2 separate regions of the Homo sapiens genome follow, and region 1 is linked to region 2. Evidence: read pairs that join two places in POLR2A ChIA-PET (ENCODE). Cell type or tissue: Panc1. All regions are shown on one strand. Links, peaks and the distances in the headings refer to the core of each region. The heading gives the core; the rest is flanking DNA. Region 1 holds the start of KCNF1 (potassium voltage-gated channel modifier subfamily F member 1). Region 2 holds the start of LOC124905973 (a long non-coding RNA gene).

Region 1 (11,934 bases), core at 3,351-5,850, 62 kb before region 2:
CAGCCGTACACACTCAGAGCCACCATGTCCCCATCTGTACAACAGGGGCTTGCACCCGATGATGCCCTGCTTTTCTCTTAACTTGCGCATTCTGCAACTCCAAGAAACACATCTGCCTCTCACTCAATAGTCATTATTAGCAGGTTACAAGAAGCTTGTGAGAGTCACCCAAACCAGGGAAGAGTATGTGAGGCAACTGCCCCAGGACAGGGAGATTTTACAAGACTGTGGATGGGAGGTCAAGAAAGGAGGAAGAGAAGCCAGTGGCCTTTAAGCACAAGCCAGGACAGCAGAGAGCTGGCTGCAGGGGACCTGGAATCGGGGGTCTCCGTGGGAAACAAAGCAGGGAGCTGTGAGCCCTGGGATGCAATGAGAAAGGAAGATATTTTTACTATGATTCCTGCACCTGCCCTGTGGTTATAGAGTGGGCCTCACTCCCTCTGAAGCGGGTTCCACACTCCTGTGTCTTGGCACCCACACTGTTCATGGTGAGTGGGACGTTCTTTCTACTCCCTCTTCCGGGAGAGCTCCTACTCATTCTTCAAGGCCTAACTTAGACATCATTTTCTATAGGGGATGGAAAATAAATAGTCCACACTTGTTTTGTGGACACTGAAATTTCAATTTTATGTACTTTTCACGTGTCACAAAATGTTATTCTTCCTTTGAATTTTTTCAGCCATGTAAATACATAGAAACAATTCTTAATTCATGGACTGTACCAAAACAGGTAGCAGATCAGATTGGCCACAGCCAGAGTTTGCCAGCACCCCCTCTGCCCTCTTGCTGTTCAAAGTGGGGTCCATGCCCAGTAGCCTCAGCCTCATCTGAGAGCTTGTTGGAAATGCAGATTCCAGGGACCCACCCAGACCTACAGACTCAAAGACTACATTTTAACAAGGTCTCTGGATGGCTCAAGTGCATTTTAAACTTTAAAATCTACGCTCACACCACTGCACTCTAGCCTGGGTGACAGAGTAAGACCCTGTCTCAAAAAAAAAAAAAAAATCCTGCCTGGGTGTCACCCCCAGAAATTCTAATTTAATAGGTATGGGGTGCAGCCTAAACAGCTAAACAGTGGGACTTTTTAAAGCTCCCCATGTGGTTCTAATGCACAGCAGAGTTCCAGAACTCGTGCCCCAGAGAGATTACCCAGGGAAAGAAGACTGCTCCTCCTCCTAGATCCCAGAGTCCCCAGGTCACTCCTGCATAACACAACATGTCACTGTAGAGAAACTATTTGTTACACTCTGAGCTCCTCTGAGATCAGAATCCTGTCCAATCCTAATTTATGAAGGTCTCAGACAAAACACCTACCGCCTCTGGGACTGGATCTCCTCCTCTTCCAATGCATGGCTTTGTAGCCGTAAATCTGCTCTTCACTGACCGCCTCCCTCCCCTGGTGCCCCAGGTGAGTGCAGAGAAGGCGGCCTCCAGAGCCAGGGTCACCCTGGCCTCTCCCGCCCTCCCTGAGCTTCCCCCGCTCAGGCCAGCACAGGCTCTGGGGAAAAGGGGAACAAAAAGAGGCAACCCACACATCCAGCAAACCCACTGAGCCCAGGGGGTGCACAGACTGTACCTTCCACAACCCTCCTCCCCTCTTTCCCAGCTGGAGGGCGTGCAGCCCCTCTCCCCCTTGCAGTGGGTCCCCGCTGCCCCAGCCCCTGCCTCCTGACTCCTCTGCCTTTTGGCCCTGACCCAGCATTTTCCTGGAGAAACGTGTGAGGGAGGGGTGCACGGCACTGACTGAAAGCCACACAAGAGTCTTGCCTGGGAGGGCCTCTGTTCGGGAGAGGGCTGGGGGACACAGGACAGCCCCTTTCAGGCCAGGGCTGACACTCCTGCCCCACCTGGCCTTGCACCCCCTGGCCAGGCCCCTCTCTACCTGGGGCCCTCTCATCACTTTTAGCTCTACAGCTAAGCCCTGCACTCCACAGACCCTAACTCTCTCCCAAGACCTCCCACTCCAAGCCCCCTACAACATGGCAGCCTCCCACCCTCCAGAGTCCCCACCACAGAGCATCCACAGCCTAAGGCTTCCGAATCCTCGAAGGTCGGATCTAGATGGGGCCTCGAGAAGTCTTATTATACGTATAGGGAAACCTACGCCCAGAGGAGGGGAAAAATTGGCCCGAGATGGTGGCAGACTGGGGACCACCACCTCCCTCTCCCCCATCTAGTCCCACACACTTGCCCCACTGCAGGGCTCCTCCCACTGCACCAGCTGCCTTAGCAAGAGAAGCAAGGACACAGCTCTGGGTTTCAGGAAAGATGGAAACCCAGAAGAAGGGGCCTGCTGGGGCCAACTCTTAGCCTTTGACTAAGGACAGTGTGACAATGCCCTGCCCCCAACCTCCCCCCACCTACAAGCCCAGCCCAGATCAGTGGAGGTCAGAGTGGGCAACCGTGCAACCCACCTCCCTCCCAGCACAGAGTAATAGAAACAGCTACTATTTATTGAGCACTTACTAAGTGCCAGGTGCCATGCTAAAAGCCACGATTCTCTGCCGTACTTATTAAATATTATATTCCCATTTACCAGATGATCAGAATGAGGGTCAGAGAGATGAATCAGCAGGCCTACGGTCACAAAGTTGGTAAGGGAGTGGTGGAGGAGAGGCCTTAGAGAAAAATGTTTAAGCTCAAAGGCATCTCAGGGTTCCTCTTCACTGCCTGGGCTTCGAACCCAGATCTGTTTGATCTGTTCCCTCGGGGCTCTCAGAGGAGATTCAGTGAGACACCAGGACACGGGTAGGGGCATCCACACTCGGGTTTATCCATTCAGCAGCTATCTCAAAGGTATCAGGGCTAGAAAGATGGGCTGGAGGACAGGCACCCCCACACCAAGGAAGATCAGCCCCTCTCCTGGTCCAAAGACTGTCTCATCATGAGCCCAAGCAGATGCCTCTGTCCCAAGACCACCTGGTGTCAGAGAGAACACATGGGCTTTGGGATCATCAGACCTGGGATTGTTCCCTTCTCTGTGTGACCTTGGGCCTCAGTTTCCTCATCTGTAAAATGGAGATACCTAGCTAGTAGGGTCAATGGAAGGAATAGAAAGAGGTTGTGAAAAGGGCCCGGTGCACGTGATAACTAAATGCTGCAGGCTGCTGGGCGTGCACTGTGAACTCTCCCCCATCCTGGGCCTGCAGGGGGAGCAAGCTTTACCCCAGAAGGAAGCAGCAGGGAAGCACGGCCTGCAGAGCCTCCAGGAATGTGGTAAGGCTCCTTGGCGCCGAACCTGACTATGAGCCCTTCTTTAATTAGTTCCCACTAAAAATAACTCCCCCACCACCCGGCTGCACACCTACCTCCTGGCCTGGCACTGAAGTGTGCCTGAGCTACTCTTGGGGGTGACAGCCAGCCTGTGACAGAACCTACAACACGGAGGGTGCACAGAGCAGGAGGCTTTATTGAGGGAGATACAGAAGCGGGCGTGGGCTCTCGTGCCAGCCAGGCCGCGGCCTCCACTCGTCCCACACGGCCCTGCGGCTCCTGCACACCCCTCCCTCCCGGGCTCCTGGACAGCAGGCAACATAGAGGAGTCTTACCCAGCCTTGGCAGAGGTGCCGGGAGGGCCTTCAGAGTCTGTCCAGGGGAGGGTTGGGGGGACACAGGACAGCCCTTCTGTGCTGTCGATGACATGCCTGCCACATCTACCCATCTGTCCACCGCCTGGTCCATCTCTGCCTGAGGGGCCCTCCTGTCACTTGCAACTCTGGAGCCGGGTCCTGTGGTGCTTCTCCTCGGTCAGGAGGGGGATGAAGGTGTCGCTGTGGGAGAGCTTCAGCCGGCTGCTGCAGCTCGGCGCCTCCTTCCCCGCAGGCTCTGGAGGGAGGTTGTCCAGGTCACTGCGGGAGCCCCCGGTCTTGCCCTCGCCCCCGCTGCTGGAGTTGAGTTCCATCAGCTCCAGCTCGTGCTTGGCCGCGGTCTCCAGGACGCGCTGCTTGTTGTAGTACCTGACAAAGTTGTTGATGATGGGGTGGATGGGCAGGGCGATGGCGATGACACCACACAAGAAGCTGATGGCCGCGTTGAGCTTGCCCAGCGTGGTCTTGGGGTAGATGTCGCCGTAGCCGACGGTGGTCATGGTGATGATGGCCCACCAGAAGGACTGGGGGATGCTCTTAAACAGGGTCTCTGGATGGCTCTGCTCCATGGTGTAGCCCAGGGCAGAGAAGACGAAGATACCCACTGCCAGGTACATGAGCAGCAGCCCCAGTTCCTTGAAGCTGCGCTTGAGGGCATAGGTGAGGGTCTGCAGGCCCGAGGAGTGGCGGGCCAGCTTGAAGATGCGCGCGATGCGCATGATCCGCAGCGCCTGCACGGCCTGCTGCACGTTGGTCAGCTCCATCATGCGGGCACCCAGGTGCGTGAGCGTGAGGCTCACGTAGAAGGGGAGGATGGCCAGCACGTCCACAATGTTCATGAAGGACAGCGCGAAGTGCAGCTTGTTGGGTGACGAGAAGAGGCGCAGCAGGTACTCCAGGGTGAACCAGCCAATGCACGCCGTCTCCACGTTCTCCAGCGTCGGGTGCTCCACGCGGTTGCCCTCGGCGTCCAGCACCTGCAGCTCGGGGATGGTGCCCATGCACATGACCACGGACGAGACGAGGATGAGCAGGAAGGAGAGCACGGCCACCACCCGCGCCGGGCACGACGACTCGGGCTTCTCCAGGAACTTCCAGACGCACTTCTGGCAGCGGCGCCAGCGGCCCTCGGCTGCGTCCACGCCCAGGTCGTCCAGGATGAGCTGCACGCGGCGCGCGATCTCCTCCAGCTCCTCGCGCTTCTCGCTCAGGTGGCTCTTGCAACAGTCGTCCAGGAACTTGAGGTCCACCTTCCAGAAGTCCATCTCGTTCTTGAAGCAGATGGGGCAGATGCCCTTCTTCATGTGGACCTCCCCGAAATAGTACACCTCGATGACACACTTGAAGGCGTCCGGGTCCCTGTCAAAGTAGAACTCGCGCTTGCCGGGGTCGTAGTCGTCGCACAGGGAGAAGATGGTGTCGTAGCCCCCAGCCAAGCAGTTGATGAGCTCCGCCAGCCGGGTCTCAGGGTACTGACTGAGGAGGTCCCCGTACAGCACCTGCCGCACGCCCCCCACGTTGACGACTATCTCTATGTCGTCGCTGGCAGCGGAGCTCTGGCTGCCCGGCTCCGGGAGGCTGCGCTCCCCGGACCCGTCCATCCTCCCCGCGCGCGCCCTCGCAGCCTCCGCCCCGCGCCCCCTGCAGCCGCCGCCGCCGCTGCCGCTGGGGGTCCGGCGGGTGCCACCCGTGCGCTGATCTCGGGGAGAGCCTGGCCGGCGCCCGCCTGCGGGGAAGGGCGGTCACAGCGGGCAGCAGCCTGCGGGGGCGCGCCGCGGGGGAGGCATGCACCCGGCGGCGGGGCTCGGGGCTGGCATCCGGGCGCCCGGGCGAGCCCGCGGGGGCTTTGGCGGCCGCCGGCCTCGCCCGGGGCACTCACCCCGGCTGGCTGGCGGCGCGCTCCGCCGCTTCAGCTCGGCCTCCTGCGGGAGCGGGGTCTCCTCGTGGGCGGCTGGCACCGTCCTCCGCCCCGGGGCGCGCAGGCAGCGGCGGCAGGTCCCGGAGCTGGCGGACCCACGCCGTCCGCGAGGTGCTCGAGGTGTGCAGAGAGCGAACTTGGGCTGGCTTTGCCCGAGCCTTTTCTAAACACAATAGGAATTCCAGCCTGACGTCAGGAGCTTTTCAAACTGTACCCTCTTCTGGTGAAATTCTGCAAGGCACGCGCGGCAGCTGCAGGGGACGGATTAACCCTTGGGCAGACGGGCACAGCTGCCGCGCCCGCCGCCACCACCGCGCACCGCCGGCCCCTCCTCGGGCGCAGCGGGTCACCGAGGGGTTGCGACCTGGCTTGAAGCGGCAGGCATTCTCTCTCACTGCTGTTTGGAGAGGATTAGTGGGGAGAGAATGCTGCCGCCTGTTGCTGGGCAGGAAAATGTGCTCCAGGAAGCCCCTTAGAAGGTGACTCCTATGTCTGGGTCCCTCCTCCGGCCTTAGACCCGCGCCGGCTTTTCCTGGTGGGAGGAAAATCCTGCCTGATCCTTGAAGCGTTTCCTGCCCCATCCCCCCGACCCAGCAATGCCCTGCTGTGTTGGTGGCACTGTCTCACCTTCCCCGCAACGCTGTACAAGGAGGACATCTAGTCCAGCCTCCTGTAGAAGGGAAGGGACTTGCCCAAGGTCACGCGGCGGAATGAGAGCAGAGCTCAGCTTGACCGCCTCCTGATCCCGAGCTTTCCGGCTGTCCCAGCTGACCGACGCCTGCTGTTCAGCAGATTTCAATTCTGCCTTGAAGTCCCTGCCGTCTGGCACCTCCTATCTCTCTGCAGTCCCACACCAAGGCCACTAGCTTCCAGACCCCTAGGGTCCAGTGGCTCCTGCTTCCCCGTTCCTCACTCCTTGACCAAGGCCTGTCTCTTCCTGACCAGTGTCCCACACCCTCCTCTCTTCCAGCCTTTGCAGCCACAGCTGTCCTTCTGTCCTCACTCACCTGAACCACTACAGCAGCTTCCTAACAGTGTCTCTCTCCTCCGGTTCACCACTATCATCAATACTGCAAATTACTGATATCATCTATGGCCTCGAGATCGTGTTAAAAATATTCTGGAGGGAAGAATGAATAGGCAGAGCAGAGGATTTTTAGGGCAGTGAAACGTACCATAATGGCGGATATGTGTCGTTATGCAATGGTCAAAATCCATAGAATGTTCACCACCAGGAGCGAATGTTAATGCAAACTCGGTGCTGGGCGATGATGACGTGTCCATGTGGGGTGGTCCACCATGACAAGTGTCCCACCCTGTGTGAGATGTTGATGCGCAGGGGAGAGCTGTGGAGACAGGGGGCATGTGGGAATTCTCTGTACTTTCTGTTGAATTGTGCTCTAAAATATAAAGTCTATTTAAAAATGTATTCTGTAGGCTGGGTTTTTTAAAACTTAAGGACATGTCCGTTAATGGATTATGAAATCAATTTACTGGGTCACTGACAGTATTCTTTTTTCTTTAATGAGTTAGCATAAAACAGAATATATTAGAATACATCACATGAAGTATTATTTAGTGAAACTTCGTTTTACAAATTTTACTTCATTTCCATTTAGCATCAGACAATGACATGCTACTACAGAGTAGGAAATCGAGGCTCAGAAAGGTTGAGTAATAATAAGAGTTGCCACTTATTCTCCATGGGCATCGGAGTGCAGTCTCTGAGTGCTTTGCATTTTTGTCATTTAATTTCCCAGCAACCCCTAAGGAAACAAGATGTCAGGTAACCTGCCGAGATCACTCTGTGGAGCTGGGATTTAACCATTGTCCTGCTGGGTTCTGAGGCCTATTCTTCTCCCCAGTACAGTGCTACACACCACCTCCTACACACACCCCAGCTTCCTCTTCCAATCCTTATGCATGCTACTCCCCTTATCAGCTGTCCGAGTACCTGCAGGGTTAAGTTCAAATTGCATCCTAGTCTGAGCTTAATGGGCTTCTAAATACCCATTCATTCACTCAGTTATTCAAATATTTATCGAGCTCTTATGGCACATGTGTGCAAATGCACACACACACACATACACACACCACCCTAGGTGTGGGGACAGGGTTCATATTCTAGTAGATAATATGTTTTTTGTAAATAATAATTAACAGTTTGGGGTAATGACCTTAACAAGAGGGGTATATGTATTATACAAGAGTGGTGCTTCCTGAATTTCTCCACAGGGGGCGCTGAGGGGCGGCCATCTGGTTGGAAGAGGGAGGGGCTGCATTTGCCTAGAAGCCCAGCCTTCACTCACTCAGGTTTGCATCGGGGTGTCTGATGAATCTCCCTCAGCAGATAGAGCCCCAATAGCTACTCCTTTGTATCGTCATGAAATACAAGGTGCTGTGGAACCCGGGAGTTTGCAGATACCTGGGCAGGCCCAGGAGAGGCTGGTGCATTAAAATTATACCGCTGGGATTTAGAGAGATCAATGTCATTGAAAGAACGCATTACTAACATGTCCTGAGAGAAGAGGACACGCCAGAGGAAATTCCAGGTGTGGCCAGGCAGAAGCAGGAGCGAGGGGAAAACGAGGCCAGGCCCTCTATTGGGGTTTCCTGGGGGAAAAGTTAGGGCAGAACAGAGGAAAGAGTCCAGGATTGGCTCCTTGGGATAATTCTGGTGGGCTTTGAACTACAGAGGTGGTCTCTAGTTGCCTGGTCCCTGGTCTGGGATGATTTAGGGCAGGGAAATATTGCCTTGGTGTGTGAGAGTTTGATGAGGGGAAGTTGGGGGTCTGGGCCTGGAATTGGTGGGTTTGCCTGTGAAAGATACGCTCCAGCCTTTCGCAATCTCTAAGGATGTCACCCACTGGGAGGGGCAGTCTCTCCAGTCTGTGAGGCCACATTGCCAGTCATCAGGAATGCAGAAAATAAGAAATCATAGTTAATACACTATTGACCCCAGGCTGAGAGGATGGCAGGCGGACAAATCTAGAATCTAGAAAGATGTGATGACAAGCTGGAGACTCAGGCCCCCGGAAGAGCCAGTGCGTGAGCTGAGCCTGGAGGTCTGAGTGCCACCTGCCTGCTCAGCTGAAAGGGCCACACGGTTTGGAGGTGAGGCTGGCAGGCCTGAGGCTGGTGGAGTCAGCTGGAAACAGACCCCGGAGGGTCTCAGCGGCCCTGGAGGCATCTGGACCACAAGTCAGCACTTCATACTTTAGGTCGTGGCTCAGTAGCTGGCTGTGAAATTAACGTATTGAGTATTAGAAAATAACAGAGAATATCAGACGTGGAAAAATAAATACGGCTTGAATCAGGTCATAGCAGCCAGAGGCTGACTCTGACTCCAAGTCCATTCAGCAAATCCCAGGCCCAGTGGGGAGAAAGCTGGTCTGGTGCAGAAGTGGGAGGGGAGGGGCAGCAGATGCAAAGCCCAGCAGAGAGAATGTCCGCACACAGCCCACAGGAGAGCAAGTGCCCAATGACAACAGGGGCAAGAGAAAGAAACAGCTGTAAATAGCAGGTCAAGGCTGGAGGTGCGAGACCAGCCTGCAGCCAGAAGCCAGGGGAGGGAAGAGAAGAGGCAGAGACACAAATCCTGCTCTGTGAGGATCAGCCCTGTATCCTTAGATGGGGGAGCAGAAGGCTGGCATTCATGTGCCCCTCAGTTTCCCGGGCTGTTAAATGGGTGACATGGACTTACATATTCACACGTTGTCATTTGTTGAATAGCATAGTGAACAGAGAGGCTACAGGTGGAGGCCTTGCCAAGCTCTGACACTTACTGGTGGTATGAGGCTGTGGGTTCAACTGTGTCCTCTCAAAAGATATGCTCAAGCCTTAAACCCGGCCCCTGTGAATGTGACCTGATTTGGAAGTTGGGTCTTTGCAGATGTAAGTGAAGATGAGATCACCCTGGAGTAGGGTGGGCCCTAAATCCAATCACTGGTGTCCTTGTAAGAAGAGACACAGATACACAGGGGGAACACCACGTGGCAACACAGGCAGAGGTTGGAGTGATGCTGCCACAAGCCATGGTACAGCAGGGACTGCCGGCAGCCACCAGAAGATGGGAGAGACGCATGGAGCCCTCTGAGTCCCCAAGAGGGAACCAACCCTGACGACACCTGGATTTTGGACTCTGGTCCCCAGAACTGTGAGAGCATAAATTTCTGTTGTTTTAAAACCACCCCAGTTTGTGGTATTCTGTTACGACAGTCTTAAGATACTAACACATGTGGCCTTAGGCAAGCTGTAACTTTTTTTTTTTTTTTTGAGTTGGAGTCTCTTTCTGTCGTCCAGGCTGGAGCGCAGTGGTGTGACCTCGGCTCACTGCAATCCCCGCCTCCTGGGTTCAAGCAATTCACCTGCCTCCGCCTCCTGAGTAGCTGGGATTACAGGCATGCGCCACCATGCCTGGCTAATTTTTGTATTTTTAGTAGAGATGAGGTTGCACCATATTGGCCAGGATAGTCTCATCTCCTGACCTCGTGATCCACCCACCTCGGCCTCCAAAAGTGCTGGGATTACAGGCGTGAGCCACCACCTCGACCTCCAGAAATGCTGGGATTACAGGTGTGAACCACCACGCCGGGCCGGCAAGCTGTAACTTCTTTAAGCCTCCAATTTTTCATCTGTGGAATAAGGAGACTGCCACAGTACACGGTGATGGGGCTACAGAATACAGTGGGGACTCAGTGCTAGAACAGGTGGGGACTTGGTGCTGGAACAGGTGGGGAGCAAGTGCTGGGACAGATAGGAACCAGATGCTGGGACAGGTGGGGGCCAAGTGCTAGGAGAGGTGGGGGCCCAGTGCTGAGACAAGCGGGGACCAGGTGCTGGGACAGGTGGTGACCAGGTGCTGGGATAGGTGGAGAGCAGGTGGGGACCAGCTGCTAGGAGATGTATGAGCCAAGTGCAAGGGCTACCCTGGAAAAGGGAGGCTCTGAATCAGCGTGGGGCCTAGGGGAAAGCTCACAGAGAAGGTGCATGCACCCGTCTTTTGAACCGGCAGGGGTGGTTCTTACTGCATTCCAGGCTCTGTTCTGGGCGCTGAGAACAGAGCAGAGATGAGATGGACGAAGGTGCTACATCTGCAGAGCTAGAGGATTTGTGTGGAGACCTCAAAGCAGTGCCAATTGTGAAAGATGACTGCTAGGCCAGTGACTGAAGGGACATCTGGGAGCCTCCAAGGGGACATCTGGGAGGCCTGGCTGTCCAGGGAGGTCCAGCCTGTCCAGTGGAGCTCTCAGAATGACTGAAGGGCTCCTTACCCACACTATCCAGTACAGTAGCCGCAGCTGCACATGGCTGCTGAGTGTTTGGCATGGGCCTAGTGCACCCGAGTAGCTGAATTTTTATTTCAATTATATTTGATTTTTAACAGCTTTGTTGAGATGCACTTCACATTCCATACGATTGATACACCAGTGGCTTTTAGTGTATTCAGAGCCGTGCAGCTATCAGCACTGGTTCATCTTAGAACATTTCATTACCCCCAAAATGAATGCCACACCTTTTAGCCATGACCCCCAACCTCCCCCTGCCCTAGACACCCACTAGAATACTTTTTGTCTATGAATGTGCCTATTCTAGGAATATCATGTAAATGAAATTCTATAATATATGACTTTTTGTGACTGGTATCTTTCACTTACAACTTACCATGGATTTTTTGTTTGTTTGTTTGTTTGTTGTTGTTTTTGAGACAGAGTCTCACTCTGTTGCCCAGGCTGGAGTGCAGTGGCACAATCTTGGCTCACTGCAACCTCCGCCTCCTGGTTCAAGCGATTCTCCTGCCTCCCTAGTAGCTGGGATTACAGGTACACGCCACCACATCCAGCTACTTTTTGTATTTTTAGTAGAGATGCGGTTTCACGATGTTGACCAGGTTGGTCTCAAACTCCTGACCTCAGGTGATCCACCCATCTCAGCCTCCCAAAGCGCTGGGCTTACAGGCGTGAGCCACCGCGCCTGGCCACTTAACGTTTTTAACGTTCATCGGTGCATGGCATGTGTCAGTACTTCATCCCTTTTTATGGCTGATCATATCCGTTGCATGGATAAGCCAAATTGTGGTGATAATCCCCTGTGGTCAGTGGCTGCCATGTTGGGCAGATGGAGTCTGGGGAAGCTGAGCCAGGTCAGGTGGGCGTGGGCAGTGAGGAGTAGGGCCAGGCCTCCCAGGCAGACAAGGCAGTAGCATAGACAGAGGCAGGAAAGTCCCCACCAGGGTTCCAGGCCCCGCACTGCACTGGTCTCTGCATGCTCCACGCTAACTGTGCCCTCTACTGCAGTGCTGCCCTCACCCGTCCCTGGGGTCATTCTTTCCACCCTTTCAAAGCTCAGTCCTCAGTGTCACCACTTCCAGGAGGTCTCCAGGGACTGCACCCCTCTCCAGCCCTCCTTTCCCCAAGGGATCAGGGC
Region 2 (11,934 bases), core at 4,810-7,309:
ACCATACCCAGCTAATTTTTTGTATTTTTAGTAGAGCCAAGGTTTCACCATGTTGGCCAGGCTGGTCTCGAACTCCTGACCTCAGGTGATCACCCGCCTCGGCCTCCCAAAGTGCTGGGATCACAGGCATGAGCCACCACACCTGGCCTATTCTTTACAACAACCCTGTGAGGCAAACTAGATGGCTATTGTATCACTTGAAAGATTCAGAAGCCAAGACTCAGAGAGGTTAAGACTTACAAGGGAGTGAGAGGTGAGAATGCATTTTCAAGAATGAAATTTCTTTCTCTTTATAATAAAGGATCAATGGAGAAATGGCTAAGTTAGGTCTAAGTTCTGTCAGAACTAGCAGCAGAGGACTGAAATAAAGGAGCCCAATGTCAGAAACATCACTCAGGGAGTCAGGTTGGCCTGCAGAGCTATGCATCTGTTGGAGGGAAGGTGTGAAAGTTAAGAGGCTGGTACTCAGCTTTCCCACACCCAGAAGCTCCACCTTTCTGATCACCTTTCTGATCCACTTCTCTGATCGGGGAGTCCAACTGCTAACACTCAAGCTCCCAAGAAGCTGATTGGGAGCATAAGAAAGGATTTCAGAGAATTAATTTGCAACTCAAAATAGAATGACCACACGGATCAGACAGTCTAGAGTAGTGATCTCCCAATTGTTTTTACATGCAGCCCATTGGTAAAATAAAGCATGCACCCTCAATAAGTGCACATTCATTTTTTATAAACGTTCTAAGTATTGAACATGATTATACGACCCATTATTATACTCTTAACAAATAAGCCAAAAATAGGCTGCTAGGACAAGAAGAGAGACAGAGACAAACGGAAGTTATAATATTTGTCCCCAGTGAACCATCTTGTGCACACCCACTCCGGAGACTGCATCTGGACCCCTGCAAGCCCGGAGAGCATGACACAAAAAGTCTAATGATAATGGGGGTAGGGAGAGAGAGCTCAGAGCCCCTCGGAATGAGAAGAAGTGGTGTTGGAGAAATGGCAGCCCGGCCCCCACCCCACCTCCACCATGGGGCAGGCCTGCTGGTGGAGCCCCTAAGTCAGGGTTCCACCCTTGGGCAATGCCCCCCCACCACCCCCCCCCAACACACACACCTGCAGTTCTAAACTTTTCTGCCAAGCTCCTCCGGTGGTCTGACACACTCGGCTCTCTCTCGTGTTAACATTCAGGTCACAGTTAGCCTGTATCCTTAGTCAGCCAGGCAAGGGACCCCTCGTCTCTTTTTAGGGATTTCTGCAGAAGCTGAGGTTTTATCCATATTCAGATTCCACCAACCTTTCCCCATCACGGTCATTTTTTAATGAATACATGCCCTTCTTCCTATTTTGAAGGATCTGTTCATCTTTGTAGATTATGGGATATGCTGGGTGAGGAAAGGTATCCAAGTCCTTGGTGGTGTCGGGTGTGATATGATAACTTTGAAAACCTAAGATGGTATCTGCTTCACTCAAACAAACAATAACAGTAAACATCATTCTGAGAATCCTATGAGATAAAAATATTTTTATTTATATCTAAGGAAACCAAGGATCAGAAAGGTCACCAACTCTGATCTACATCCCACCTAGTAAGTGGCACAGCCAGGACTTGAACCTGGGTCTGTCTGGCTTCAAATCCTGAGTGTGCTCCTTTCCCCTCATTGTCTTTTCAACAATGTCAGAGGCAACTAAGTTACCACAGGAACTCGGCGGGAGGGATATTGCCAGTACTATCACAGTCAGTAATTACAGCTGAAACAGCCAGGACTTCGATACCGTATTTAATTTTTGTAAATACATGGCTTTTTATTGCATACGAATTAAAATGCCCATTACACTAACAAGATACCTAGAATTCGAAAATAAGAAATTTTTAAACCACTGAAACATCTACTGGTATGTAATTATTCACTGCCTTCAGACTTTATATTTTAAAAATAGTCACAAGGAGCAGGGATAATTAAGCTGATATTATTACTCCATTATTAGATCACCACTGTGTTTGAGTCACATGATTAACAAATTTCCTTCCTGATTGAAACTGAAATGCCCATCAAGATTAGTTGGATTTCAGGGTCAATCACAGGAAAATACAAAATGAAGGTAGGGGGTTGATTAAACCAACTCAGAAATTGGCACGCTATCCTGGACCATCTACGAGGTAACAATGTGAGTTCCACTAGAAGGCAGGATGAGCTGAGATGGAAACGGTTGCTGCCCTAGTGCCTCCTTCCCTAGAATCCACCTGGAGAAATTACAGAGCAAGAGAAACAGACCAGAGGAACAAATGACAAGAACAATGAGATTTTTGAAATCTGGACAGCCGACAGCTATCAGAAGTGGTGCCTGGTGTCAACAGCTGCCACCAGCATCACCAGCACCTGTTGAGAAAACAGAGCAGGTGTGTGTCTGGGTGTGTCCCCTTATGGAAAGGGAGGCCACCTCCCGAAGTTTGGTGTGTTTCAGACGGGAAGGAGAAGGCACGGCCACAATTTATTGAGAACTGGAAGTTTGATTTAAGGGGGGGGCGTTTCAAATGAGGAAATCTGATCAGCACTGGGTAACAGCCATGATGCAACAGTCAGTCTGGACATGGTAGACAGAGGAAGGTGAGGATTTTGAGGCAAAGAATTCAAAGACTACCTGTTGATGTTTTCCATCAGAGAGTAGATGAGTCTTTCCAGAAGTTCCTATAAGAACTATCAAGCCATCTGCCTGGGCTTGATGGTGACTCCTGGGAAAATAAAGTCGTGCTGATGAAGACAGGAATAACATCAAGTGAGGTTCATACACACAGTAGGGTGTTTTGGCTTTCAGTGTCCATGCCCAGTGTGGGGTAGATGCTCTGGTTCTTACTGGTTGGAGTGGGACTGGCATCGAGGTGGTGGCATAGGGAGCTACAGCCTGGAAGACAGCCAGAGGGGGCAATAAGAGGGTAGGCGAGGCCGGACACAGTGGCTCACGCCTGTAATCCCAGCACTTTGGGAGGCCGAGGCAGGCAGATCACCTGAGGTCAGGAGTTCAAGACCAGCCTGACCAACATGGAAAAAACCCGTCTCTACTAAAAATACAAAATTAGCCAGCGTGATGGCGCATGCCTGTAATCCCAGCTACTCGGGATACTGAGTCCAGAGAATCACTTGAACCCGGGAGGCAGAGGTTGTGGTGAGCCGAGATCATGCCATTGCACTCCAACATGGGCAACAAGAGTGAAAGTCCATCTCAAAAAAAAAAAAAAAAAAAAAGGTAGGCAAGAAGGCATTTCTAAGTTCCACTCTGGTCCCCGTTCTGCAAGGCTTGGTGCAGCCATTGCCTGGCCCTTCAGGACAGGCAGCTGCTCCTGGTGTCTGAAATAATGTCACGGCAATCCATGATTCCTGCCAGGGTGAGGATTTGATAAAAACAGGTGAGGACAGAGCATTCAACCCCAGTCACTCACCCACAGACACCCACAGCCCTGGGATCTGAGGAGACCGGCTCTGCCCAAGACTGCTTTTCCCTGGGGGGTTGGTGGTACAACTCTGAAGAATGCAGTTGCCAGGTGAAGAGACAAAAATCCAGTGAATCTGAGATCTGGAGGTCTTCAACCTAGGGTCCATTTCTCTCCTTCCATTAAACGCAGGGATGGACATGGGCATGGCCTTTGACCCTTCCCAAGAACACATTTCCAGAGGGAGTAACCAAAACCCCATTCTCATGGGGTTCTGAGCTCATAGGCCAATGTAACCAGATTCCTGAGGACAACTACCATGAAACAAAGCCAGCTAGGTAAGCATCATTTCGTGTCTGAAGCAGAAATATTGGAAGAGGAGGACAAAAATTTTAAAGAGCATAGTAGTATATATACATAAGATAAAGAAAGAAATGGCAAAAATTATTTGCAAGAATGAGAAAATATTTTCTTAAAAAAAGAGAAAGGGCAAAGGATTTGAATAGACATTTCTCCAAGGAAAATACACAGGTAGCCAATAAGCACATGAAAAAATGCTCAAGATCCTTAGTCATTAGGGATACACACATCAAACCCACAATGAAATACAATTTCACACTCACTAGAATGGCTATTATAGAAAACAACCACAACAACAACAACAGAACATAGCAAGTGTTGGTGAGGATGTTGAGACATTAGAACCCTTGTGCATAACTGGTGGAAATATAAAATGGTATAGCCATGTGAAAAATAGTATGACAGTTCCTCAAAAACTTGAACATAAAATTACCATTTCACCCAGCAATTCCACTTCTGGGTATATATTCTCAAAAGAACTGAAGGGACTTGAACAGATATTTGTACACCCATGTGATAGCAGCATTATTCACAATAAGGAATATTGTTTTCACCAAAGGGTGGAAACAACCTATGTGTCCATCAGTGAATGAATGGATAAGCAAGTTGTGCTATATACACACAATGAAAAATCACTCAGCCTATTGCCATGATCTGTTTCTATTCCCGACACTTATGACACCAAATGAATGGGTTTTTTTCCACATCAACCACCAATTCTCTAACTCTCCAGAAACCAACTGGATATACAATGACTCAATTCAATTCTGACACTATTTTCTGGAGTTAGCATCAGACAGGCTATGGGCTCAGTCCCACAAGACTGCTCCCACTTCAGACACCAATCCCAAGGGTGGGCCTCCTGTACTTATGACCAACAAGCTGTAAATCAGTGGTCCTCACAATGCCCTCCTCTGGTTCAATAATCTGCTAGAAGAGGTCACAGAACTCAGGAAGGCACATACCTACTATTACCACCTTCTCATAAAGGATATGACTCAAAAGCAGCTAAATGGAAGAGATGCACAGAGCATGGTATCCGGGAAGGGGGAGAAGCTTCCACGCCTTCTCTGAGTGGATTCCCTTCCCAGTACCTCAATGTGTTCACCAACTCAGAATCTCGCTGAACCCCATTGTTTAGGATTTTCATGGAGGTTCCGTTATGAAGGTATGACTGATTAAATCGTTGGTTCTAGGTGACTGATTAATTTCCAGTCCCTCTCTCCTCTCTGGAGATTGGGGATTGAAGCTGAAAGTTCCAACCCTCTAGTAATACCTTGGTCTTTCTGGAGGCCAGCCCTCCTCCTAAAGGTATCTAGGGGCGCCCATCCACCAATCATCTCATTAGCCTACAGAAAGACACTCATCTGGTGATACAAGGGCCTTAGATGCTCTTACGTCAGGAACCAAAGACTAAGACCAAATATCCTAACAAAAGATCTTTCTATCACCCCATCAGTCAGGAAATTGCAAGGGTTTTAGGAGCTCGCTGCCAGGACATAAACCAAGTATGTATGTATATAATATCACAATATCACACAGTCTTAAAAAGAAAGAAATCCTGATGCATGCGCCCACATGAATGAACCTTGAAAACATGCTAAGTGAAGAGAGCCAGTCACAAAAGAATAAGTACTGAATGATTCCACTTGTATGAGGTACCTAAGGCAGTCAGATTCAAAAGGACAGATGATACAACGGTGATTGCCAGGGGCTGGAGGGAAGGAGGAGTGGTGAGTTATTGTTTAATGGACATAGAGTTTCAGTTTGGGATAATGAAAGAGTTCTGGAGAGGAAGGTGGTGATAGTTGCACGATGTGAATATCCTTACTGCTATAAGGGAGGGAAAAATGCTTTCCTCTACTGTCTTACATTCTATAGTGAGGGTCTGTGAATTAAGCTGAAAAAAGACAGATTAACAGGGGGAAAGGCATATAGATTTTACTTGATGTAATTTTCATTTTCATGTGCACATGGAGGCCTTCACAGAAAAGAAATGAGGATCCAAAGAGACAGGTAGACCTGAGGGCTTATATGCCGCTGTAACTGTGCACCCAAAAGTATCCGAGACAGATCTCAATCAATTTAGAAAGTTTATTTTGCCAAGGTTAAGGCTGTGCCCTGACACAGTCTCAGGAGGTCCTCAAGACATGTGCCCAAGATGGTGATGGTAGGGGCACAGCTTGCTTTTTTTTTTTGGAGACTGAGCCTCACTCTATCGCCCAGGCTGGAGTGCAGTAGCACGATCTTGGCTTACTGCAACCTCCGCCTCCCAGGTTCAAGCAATTCTCATGCCTCAGCCTCTTGAGTAGCTGGGACTACAGGTGTGCACCACCACACCCAGCTAATTTATTTGTATTTTTAGTAGAGATGGGGTTTCGCCATGTTGGCCAGGCTGGTCTTGAACTCCTGACCTCAAGTGATCCACCTGCCTCAGCCTCCCAAAGTGCTGGGGTTACAGGCGTGAGCCACCACGCCCAGCCCAGCTTGCTTTAACACCTTTTAGGGAGACATGACACATCAGTCAATACGTGTAAGATATTCATTGGTTTGGCCCGGAAAGGCAGGACAACTAGAAGCAAGGGGCTTCCAGGTCATAAGCAGACAACAGACAAAGGTCGCATTGTTTTTTGTTGTCACCTTGTTTTGCTTTTGAGACAGGGTCTGGCTGTGTCACCCAGGCTGGAGTGCAGTGGTGTGATTGTGGCTCACTGCAGCGTTGACCTCCCAGGCTAAAGCGATCCTACCTCTTCAACCTCCTGAGTAGCTGGGATTACAGGCACCTGCCACCATGCCAGGCTAATTTTTTGTATTTTTAGTAGAGACAGGGTTTTGCCATGTCGCTCAAGGTGGTCTCAAACTTCTGGACTCAAGTGATCCACCTACCTCAGCCTCCCAAAGTGCTGGGATTACAGGCCTGAGCCACTGCGCTCGGCCAGTTACATTATTTTGAGTCCTTGATTAGCCTTTCACTGAATACACAGTTTACTCTGGCTCAGGGAATCTGCAGTTTCACATAAACAACAGGGCAGAGGAAGCAACAGATAGGCATTTGTCTCAGGTAAGCAGAGGGATAACTTTCTGTCCCACACCTGTGAAGGCGAGCTAACAGTTTACATTGCCAGGGTGAAATTCAACAGAACTGTTTTAGGGTAAAGATCTTGAGCCCCACAAGGAATTCCCCTGTGGGCAAATTGTGAGGGAGGCATGTAGGTTTTTTATCTTTGTAGCTATCTTATTTAGGAATAAAATGGGAGGCAGGTTTGCCTGACATAGTTCCCAGCTTGACTTATCTTTTGGCTTAGTGATTTGGGGATCCCGAGATGTTTTTCCTTTCACAATAACAAAAGGTAATAATTTGTAGAGAAACGGCAAGACAAAAGACAAGGCATTTGGGTTCCTAGAGGCAGCAAATTGTGATAAGGTAAATATGTGGGGGGAATCTTGTGGGAGATAAAGGTTATTGAGCGGCCGGGGGCGGTGGCTCACAGCTGTCATCTCAGCACTTTGGGAGGCTGAGGCAGGCAGATCACCTGAGGTCAGGAGTTTGAGACCAGCCTGGCCAACATAGTGAAAACCTGTCTCCACTAAAAATACAAAAATTAGCCTGGCATGGTGGCACGTGCCTGTAGACCCAGCTACTCGGGAGGCTGAGGCAGGAGAATCACTTGAACCCAGGAGGCAGAGGTTGCAGTGAGCCAAGATCAGGCCACTGCACTCCAGCCTGGGTGAGAGAGTGAGACTCTGTCTCAAAAAAAAAAAGACTTTGGGGAACTGTTGGGAAGACACGACTGTATTTGAAATCTGAGAAGGACATGAGATTTGGGAGTGGCCAGGAACAGAATGATATTGTTTGGGTCTGTGTGTCGGCCCAAATCTCATGTCGAATTGTAATCCCCAGTGTTGGAGAAGGGGCCGGGTGGGAGGTGATTGGCTCATGCGGGTGGACTTTCCCCTTGCTGTTCTCGTGATAGTGAGTGAGTTCTCATGAGATCTGGCTGTTTAAAAGTGCGTAGCACCCCACCCCCCACCCTCTTCCTCCTGCTCCAGCCTTGTAGGATGTGCCTGCTTCCCCTTTGCCTCCCGCCATGATTGAAAGTTTCCTGAGGCCTCCCCAGCAATGCTCCCTGTACAGTCCATGGAACCATGAGCCAATTAAACCTATTTTTTTTATAAATTACCCAGTCTCAGGTAGTTCTTTATAGCAATGTGAGAACAGACTAATACACCATCATAAAAAAGCTTGAAAAAAAATTCAAAAGATGTATCATCCAACTTCTACCACCCACAAGTCACTTCCTGGGGCTGAAGAGTAAGGCAGGGAACCCTGACATTGACATATTGCTTACAATATATGTTTCCTAAGCTTTAACTCTTTGTATTCTTATAAGAAGTCAAGGCAGCCGTGAAGTATCATTCCCCTTTCATAAGGGAACTCCGAGGGATCAGGAGGGAAGTGACTTGCCTGAGATCACACAGGCCGGGTAGGAGGCTGGGCCCGGAGCCCAGGGATCTTGAATGGAGACTGGGGTCACCCCACAGTACCTGCCACTGTTGCCACAGTCTCAAAGCCACAGGAACAGCCCCTGCATGGTAGGACGTATGTGTCTCACAGTACTCTTCTAAGACTCTAAGGAGGAAATTCTAACCCAGCGATTAGCAGTGATTGGAGTTAATTGCATGTTAGTTACCATGGTTATGTCTAACTTAGTTCTCCCTTGAGCCTCCAACAGGAACACGGAAGACTGTTCTCAGGCTAATGCAGTGGGAAGAAAACACCCTGAGCAGGGTCACAATTGTTCTCTGGGCTTTGTTTGCAGAACCTGTTGATGATCTCCAGTTTCCAGAAGTATTCTACATGGAAATAGTTACCAATGTGCAAAAGGAGCACCATTTTCTGGCATCCCGAGCCACAAACCAGGTGTCTGGAGGTGTTGCTTTGTAAGGAAAAAGCCAGCAGCCATCTGGCTTCCTCTCCAGAGCCAATGTAAGGGAGTTGTTTTAAGGATTGAGGATACAGGACCTTGTAACAAGCTTACAACAGTATTTGGCTCTCAGTAAATACCCAATACCTTCATTAACATTACATTTCACATATCTCCACAGAACTTATTTTAAGCAGTGTCTTCATTTCTTGTTTAAAATAGAATTTAATTGCAGGCCTCTTGTCTTTGATTCTCCAGAATCTTATTCATCCAGACAGAAGAGGAGAACAAGCCTCGGAGCACCCCCAGGAGCTCTCCTGAAGCCGCCAGGAATGGAGGAGCTCGCTTGGAATCAGAGGCCCGTGTTCCCAACCCAGGGCTGCCCCTGCTGGAGATGTGACCTCGGGCAGGCACACTGGGAAGCCTCTGGAAGCCCAGGCCTGCACGCGTGAAAGGGTGAGCTGTACCCCTGGGTCAGAGCGCGAGTTCCTTGTGTGTGTCTTGGTGGGAGGTCAGTGGTTGTAGGCCCTGAATGTTGACTGAGTCATCAGACAGAGCCGGCCTGGTCTCAGGTCCCAGAGTGCAGCTTCTGTGATGCTTCAACATCAGGGCTGAAGACCCTCCGGCACCCACAGGAGGATCTGCTGCATCAGCCCAGGTGCCAGCCAGGGAAGGCTCTTGCAGAACTGGAGGCATCCACAGGCTGTCTTCCGCACCTGAACAAGGCCCTCGTGGGGGGACTCCGCTGGCTCCGCCACTGCCTCTCCATCCTTGAGTGACTTCCTAAGCCCACACCCAGGCTTCCAGGGCTCCTCTGAGAGCCCCCTGAATGCAGGCGAGCTCCTCTAGTCACCCCTCTCTCTTGCCCTTCTTTATTCCTCCATGCCAGTTTACTCGCTCCCCAAAACAAATCTTACCCTTTCACAGTTGACCTTAGTGGCCCTTGAGTCCAGAGCCACTGAAATTCTGTATCGGTTCCTCTTCCCTCCAGGACAAGGAGAGCTTAACTTCCTATGTTATGAGGCAGGGGATAATTACATGCCATCCTTCCAGCAGAGCAAAGAAAATGATTTAAAAAAAAAAAGTTTCACATTAAAACAGGCAGAACATTTCTATTCTGCCAATATTTTAATCCATTGACTTTTTTTTAAGCGCCTACTGTATGCCTGCTCAACGAGCTGGGCTCTGATAAGCGAGCTCAACCCCTCCCTGAGTGCGCTGGGAAGAGTGCCACCCAGTAAGGGAGCTCTGAGCAGTTAGGGTGGCAGCCAGTGGTGTGGACACGTGGGGCCCAGGCCAGCAGCCCAGGATCAGACACTCACATGTCCTCAGGAAGTCACTGGGTATCAGGCCTTGGGCTGGGCAGAAGTGGGACTAGAGACAGAGCAGGGTGTCCTACGAGGAAGCTGGCAGCAGGAGGACCTCAGGGCAGTCCGGACCAGCTCATGCTTGGGGGCTGCTTCAGGGGAGCCTTTTGGCTGGGCCAAGGGGGCTGGCTAGGAGGACTTGGACAGAAGGATGGGTCCAAAGGGCTCTGGGGTTCAAGAGAGCACCACTGAGGGAACCGCCCAACCTCACTCAGAGACCAGATCACGCCCAGCTATTGGGGGGATGGTAGAACAGAACAAATGCCATGCACGGAGTGCCAAGGGCTCCCCATGAGTGTGCAGGATTCCCAGAAGGGTCCTGAATGGGAATGGCAGCATTGGAGGAAGAAGCCTAATAAGACCTCCTCCAATTTTCTGTGCATCCATAAAAGCTGCTCCAGTCAGCCACCACTGACGGGCAGGATCCAAAGAGCGGGGAAAGGAATGCATTGTTCACATATTCTCTGGAGAACAAATAATCCCACAGTGATTCTGAAGAACAGTCAGCGATGTTTGATTTAAGAGTGGCAAGGTACAACTCACAGCTCATTTTCCCTGCGGGGACGCTGCTCTTAATCCTCTTCCCCCTCATGCTAACTTTGAATTCTGGGAGGTGACCCTGGCCAAGCATTTAAGTTCTGTTAACATAATAAATGCTTGTTATCAACTACCTTCAAATTCAGAGGAAAGGGGGGTAATTTTCAAGCATCTCCTGAGTACCTCTGAGAAGAAATCGGCTGGCAAATGCATGCAGACATTCTAGAACATTATGTTCTCGTATAATTTGGTCTCGCGTTCTAGAACACTTACCCTTGCTGAGAACACGCTGTTGCTAGGATACGACCAATGAGTAAACACCCTGACTTTCTATTATTGTTTCATAGAGTCAGAGACTATCCAAGCCTCTGTTGCATTATTAGAACGGCTTCACTAAGGGTGTCAGTGGCGCCTAATCAGTACATCTAATGGAGGACACTTTCTAGTCCTTCCCTGCCTCTCTCCCATGAACTTGGGAGTGCATGCCCTGGCCCTCCAGGACACTTTCCCCTCAACACATTCTTTTACCTCTTTGTTCCTTCCCTTCAAGCCTCTGCCCTCAGCCAGCCCCTTTAATCCATGGCTGGTCCCAAGGCTGCCTCCCCCAGGGCTGGGACAAGGGTGAGGCAAGAGAGGCAACCAGGCAACAAAATGTCAGGAGGCCCTGGCTCCCAGGGTGTGCAGGGCAGGGCCTGCTCCCAGTTTGCATCCCGGGCACCTGGCTTGCCCTGGCTCAGTCCCAGTCAGCCCTCTCCCTCGGCGCTGCTCTACCAGGTGGCCCCTTGGAGCTCAAGGCCACACCTCCTACCTCCTCCCAAGCTCCCCCAGCCTAGAGCTTCTCCCCAGCTTCAGGCCATGCCTCCAACTGCTGGTGTCTCCACCCAGCTCTCCTCCAACTGCCCCTGCCACTCCCCACTCACACTATTCTACCTAGCCCCCCGCCAGCCCCATCCCATACCTCAAAGCAACCTTCCTTCCTGATACAGTTCTCCAAATCCTCGCCTCCTGGCTACTCACCACCAGGAATGCCTTAGGCAAGACCCTCACCATCTCTCCCCCAGACTCTTGTAGTAATCACTGTTTACTCTCCCTACCTCCAATCCAATAATCCACCTGGCCCCATCATCCAGGACTCAAAGCATTTCTGCTGCAAATATCCTCATGCACAGGAATGGGTGCATAGAATGAACTCCCCTCCTAAGGAGGACGATTTGACAATATTTATCAAAATTACAAATGTATATACACTTTGACCCAGCAACTCCACTTCAGGGAACTCACTCCACGTACTCATCCCTAGCCATGAGGATAT

The links. ChIA-PET counts read pairs that join two places held together with the same protein. Peaks named below come from ENCODE experiments on the same cell type or tissue, not always from the same donor. Only the 100,000 strongest peaks of a DNase experiment are listed, where the experiment ranks them.
Region 1: POLR2A ChIA-PET joins it to region 2 with 10 read pairs; 3 of 35 experiments call an interaction of 5 or more read pairs at or near these places.

Annotation. Positions count from the first base shown.
Region 1 is chr2:10,905,684-10,917,617 of GRCh38, reverse strand. KCNF1 (potassium voltage-gated channel modifier subfamily F member 1) reads right to left here and starts at 5,684. Exons shown (of 1, transcript NM_002236.5): 1 at 3,393-5,684. The coding sequence starts at 5,191. The coding sequence ends at 3,707. RefSeq lists an enhancer at 8,139-8,639. In Panc1, for the core only: a CTCF peak has its summit at 5,650; no DNase peak of the experiment used is centred there; H3K4me3 peaks cover 368 bases.
Region 2 is chr2:10,845,313-10,857,246 of GRCh38, reverse strand. LOC124905973 (a long non-coding RNA gene) reads left to right here and starts at 4,817. Exons shown (of 3, transcript XR_007086215.1): 1 at 4,817-4,961; 2 at 8,977-9,174; 3 at 9,328-9,850. In Panc1, for the core only: no CTCF peak of the experiment used is centred there; no DNase peak of the experiment used is centred there.